Linked DNA regions of Homo sapiens: region 1 is linked to region 2. A link is an interaction called in ENCODE POLR2A ChIA-PET data of the cell type or tissue named here. Cell type or tissue: PC-9. All regions are shown on one strand.

Region 1 (2,500 bases), 170 kb after region 2:
CATTTTATTACAGCAGTGAGATTCTGGGTGAATTTAAAAAATTCCTTTTATGATGTGAAAATATTGTGTTAGCAATAAAATAACAACTACCAGAAAGAAAATGGCTGCTGTGCAGAGAGAAAAATAGATGAATTTATTAAATTTTTTTGGTTGAAGTATAACTTACAAATGGTAAAGTGCACCTAAATGTACACTCAATGAATTTTCCCATATACACACCTGCCTAAATGTACACTCAGCTAATTTTTCCATATGTGCACACCTGCCTAAATGTACATTCAATGAAGTTTTCCATATGTATACACCTGCCTAAATGTACACTCGATGAATTTTTACGTATATATACACCTGCTTAACCTCCACCCAATTCAAGTTATAGGACATTAAAAATGGGTGATTTTAAGTGGGAGAAAATAGCTTTGGTGTATGTTGTGAGGGTGGACATAAAATCAATAGACAGTATTATTTTGCAAAAAATATCAGTCTTCCTAATGTGAAGATAAAATGTTAGAATACATTAAAACAGCAGAGAATGTAAGGCCCATTTTTAGAGGGAGTTCAGAAGTTGATAGATTATCCGAGGAAAACAAAGTGAACAGACTTTTTTCCCCCTTTTTATACTAAACGGCCCAAATGGAGGAAAATCACTTTCAAATGATTACATATAATATGCATAACGACAAATCCGACACTGCCAAAATCATATGCACAACCTCAGTTTTCCTTCCGGCAAGATAAACAAATCGACACCGATAAATCTGAGTGGAAACAGGGCTGTCAAATGTTATCTTCCGGACTTGGGATTAGAAACAAGGGGAATGTCGCAGAAGTCATTTGGCACCAGGAGGGCTGTGCATGCCCTTGTCTCTCTGCCTCATCCTTTGCTGCACTTTCCTCCAATACGTGAGTACATATGTATATATTTCTCTCACAGCCCCTCCTAATTCCCAAACCACAAACACCGAAGCCTTATATAATTTCACTGTGATTTCTTTTCTGTTTTTGATTTATCTGAAGTGTTGCTTGACTGCTTTATCTTTCTCTACACAGCCTCTTAAATTGCTTCAGCAGATCTAACCTCTCCAGAGACCGGAGACAGGCACAAAGCTTTACGCCGGACACTGCCAGGCCCACGTCCGTGTGGGCGTTGAATGGATGCTACGTGATGGCAGAATGAGTCACTGAGATTTAGGCGGAGAGTTTGGAGGAAGGTGCTAATGAAAAGGGCTCTGGTGCTGCAGGAGACATACGCAGGTCAGGAATAATGACGTCAGCCCGGAGCCAGTGTTTAAAAATAGTGAAGCTCTTCTATGAATCAAAATGATTCTATGGGGAAAAAACTAAACTGGTGATGGAAGGTTATATTGCTTTGTAAAAGAAAAAGTAATTTATGCTCGACTTCAAGAAAAGCAAAAGTTACAAATCAAAATAAACTCAGAAGTGCTTGAAGTAGGCAGAAACTCATCAAAACAGTTGGAGTGAACTTACCATGTTCTGTACACTAACTAAAGAAAATTGCTAGGGGATAGTGAATAGCAAAGATGCCTGGCTTCCTTCCCTATCGCAGTCACCTCTGCAAGTAGGATTACCAGCTTCTGCTTTGTGACAGCTTTTGCTGTTTCTGATGGGTCCTTATGCTGAGGGTACAGTCGACAGACCATTCACTGCTGAAGCTGTCAGAATTAACCCCAAAGAAAAACGGAGCTGAATAGGCTTTATGATTACATAACATGCCTAGACTTGACCAGCCCAGGCTGTTTGTTTATATATGTCTGGCATGCCAGATTCGACCTGGCTTAAGTGGTACCTGCTTTAATTAATTTAATTGGTTTTCTTTTCTTGATGGAAAATAGAAAGATATTTAACTACTCCAAAATCTCTTCCCTACCCCATGAAAGCCTTTGTAAATTCTATTTGATGAGGTGGTTAAGTTATTCAGTGAATGATTCTATGCAAGCATATACTCACAAAAATAATATTTAAACAATACTATAGCTGACATGGAATAAATACCAAATAACTAGTCAGACCACATCTGTACTTTTACAGTTGATCTTAGCCAAAGGCTAAGAAGCAATGCACCTCTGTACTTCTAAATACAAAATCAATTCTGCAACATAAAAACATTCACCTATGGGAATTGGGATTTTGGCTTTCTTTTAGTAATTCATAAGCTTGTGGTAATAAGTATAAAAACAGGAATTACCAACTGAGTAAAAATTTTTCTATCTATAAAAACTAAGCAAAGCCAATAATTAAATACTGTAGTTTTTGAAAGTTTAGTTTTAAAATTTGTCTTTTTATAAAATTAGCCGTGATATATATTTTTAAATGACTAAATAGTACAGCAGGCTAGAGATCTTATTTATTTATTTATTTTTTTGGAGACAGAGTCTTGCTCTGTTGCCCAGGCTGGAGTGCAGTGGCACGATCTCGGCTCACTGTAACCTCTGCCTCCCAGGTTCAAGCGATTCTCTTGCCTCAGCCTCCCTAGTAGCTG
Region 2 (2,500 bases):
AGTGTTAAAATGCCTCCTTCATAACCTGAGACTTACTTTCATTTTCTAGGTGCTGGAGAATCTGGTAAAAGCACCATTGTGAAGCAGATGAGGATCCTGCATGTTAATGGGTTTAATGGAGAGTAAGTGTCAAATCTGTGCAGGGGGGCACCAAGTAAGAGGAACAGACTTTATACTAACCTTTAGGAAGTATAGGTGGGCTTTGGGGGCTGGGCAGCCAGTTTTCACTTAATTTTTCCTGATTTACATATTAGAAAATCCTGGGAAGGGCTCTTTAGGGTCCCTCACCCCCCACCCCCTTGGATCTTTGGTGCAACAAATACTACTGATGAAAGCACCAGTGTTTGTGACAAACATCTCCCTATCCCAAGAAAATCGTGCCTGGTTGCAGGGGACGCTTGACAGCACTTGGCCCCGTGACAGCCCCTCTCCGGGCCAGGTCCCTGCCACAGTCTTCGGACATCACTGCAGTGTCTTCAACGTGGCTTTGGCCGCCCCCTCGTCCGGCCCACGCTGATCACTGCAAATTCACCCCACCCCACCTCACGCAGATTTCAATGTAATGAACCAACACAGGATGTTTTAAACTATTAGGGAAACATTGTTTCCATAATATTCTCACCAGAAACAGATGTGGAAGTGGCAGCCCGTGTTTACAGTTTCTCATTTTTTTTGTCCCCCTTTAAATTACCATTATGGGTAAATCATTGTTTCCCTTTAAAACAAAAAACAAATCAGTACCCCTGCCTACAGAAAAGAAGAGGGAACATTTATTTAAAGGATGGAAAGACTGGGAGTTAGGCACTCCCAGCCTCACTGAGGGGCATTTTTGCCTTTGAGAAGTCCTCCCAGGTATCCTGGTATAGCACAATGTGGCAATCCGTAGTGGGAATGAAGATTAAACAGGAGAGACTTTGTATTAGACCTGTGAGACGAGTTAGGAAGCCCTGCCTGGCATGGGGAATGCAAACAGGGAACATTCAATAAATCGGGGAACTTGCTTTTCTCCCCAAGACCCCAGATGGGGCCTACCCATCGTTCTCGTGTAACAAAACGTGTAAAAAAAAAAAAAGAAAAAGAAAAAACAAAACAAAAAAACTAAGTTGACCAGTCTGTTTTCACTGGTATGAGAGCATTAACCGCACTAGATTTCAAGCACCTGAAGGCACTAGTTTGTAATTACTAGCTGGTTGGCACAGTCCTGTTCCCTTTCTTAAACTTGGATTCGATTGAAAATTTAACCTTGAGTTGCTTCAGCTTCCATTTCAAAAGGGGAGTTGGAGTCAAGGTGGTAGCGTTTAATTATACCAACCACCCCCCAAAAAAACAAACAAAACAAACAAAAAAACCTTTACTAGTCACTAAGCATCCAGGAAACAAAGGTGAACTTTTTCACCTTTCAGAGCAAGGCAGGCAGCTCCTTATAGAGAATTCTAGAATTTGTTAGATCAAATAATTGTTTAGAGAAGGATGACATCACCCATACGAATAGTCCTGTTAGTTGAGGATGCTTTTTCTACTTTAACCCTGAATTCAGAAGGATTGGTTGGGATGCACAGGGGGCTTCTTCACTCATCTGATTATGACTCTCAATGGGTTATCAACATGCACATACGTGCTATTGAGTAAGTCAGCATCACTTGTCACCAACCAATTCCGAAATTAATTCTTGACACACCCCTCGATAAAGCCCTGCCAGCGGAGACTGCCATCCTGACAATAAATAAATAACCCTGAGACAGACTTCCAACCATGAATCTGTCATTTGAAGAAAAATCTTGCATAAATTTTCCCCCTGCAACTTGCAGGAGTACTTACTTATTCATGAGAGTAGTTAAGCAAAAATAATTTGACCATGTATCCTCTAGATAAATATTTTGATGAAAACTGGACATGGCTAGCATTTTTCAAAGATGCAGCAGCCACTGTTTACCTTAGCTTGAGTCGGATGGAAGCTAAGTCACCTTTGAAATAAATTACTGACAGCTTCATTACAGATTGCCCTAAAATTTAAAAATTTTTATAGAAAGGATTCTCCTCCCTAAGCGAGCCAGCCTGTAACACCAGGCAAGGGTTTTAAACCAGAACTTCTCTTTTCTGTTTTCTTTTTGGAAAGAGGAAGCAACATTCCCAGTTTGCCTTCTTTGCAGACAAGGGCACAGATACGTTAAATTTAGCCTGTGAGAGGGTTTACAGGGGTATTCCTCATGGGAGCCTAGATACCTTATTTTTATCTCATCCAACTGCCTCCTTTTTTCTTTTTCCTCACTGCGGTATTGCAACAAAAGCTATTTCCTTCTTAACTAGGAATTCCCTATGAGACAGTGACATCTGTCCCTAAAGGGTGGTCTGGGTGGTACAGGGTTCTTCCTCCCTGATCTTGCGTTTTGTTAGGGCTCGGCTGAGCTATTAAATTTGCCTTAACTCTCTGCGGGCTGCCATGCTGATTACATTTTTAAGAGTAAGATAATACTGATTTGACCTTCAGAAATACAGAGGT

What was found. Peaks named below come from ENCODE experiments on the same cell type or tissue, not always from the same donor. Only the 100,000 strongest peaks of a DNase experiment are listed, where the experiment ranks them.
Region 1: POLR2A ChIA-PET joins it to region 2 with 7 read pairs; 2 of 35 experiments call an interaction of 5 or more read pairs at or near these places.

The regions. Positions count from the first base shown.
Region 1 is chr20:59,062,737-59,065,236 of GRCh38, forward strand. It overlaps LOC124904943 (a long non-coding RNA gene), which reads left to right and starts at 714. Exons shown (of 2, transcript XR_007067680.1): 1 at 714-903; 2 at 1,051-1,470. RefSeq lists an enhancer at 713-1,912. In PC-9, no CTCF peak of the experiment used is centred here; a DNase peak (open chromatin) is centred at 1,195; H3K4me3 peaks cover 651 bases; H3K27ac peaks cover 472 bases.
Region 2 is chr20:58,895,563-58,898,062 of GRCh38, forward strand. It overlaps GNAS (GNAS complex locus), which reads left to right. Exons shown (of 13, transcript NM_000516.7): 2 at 50-122. Among named protein-coding and RNA genes, the nearest start is that of GNAS, 5.4 kb to the left of the region's middle. RefSeq lists enhancers at 1-415, 416-1,009. In PC-9, no CTCF peak of the experiment used is centred here; no DNase peak of the experiment used is centred here.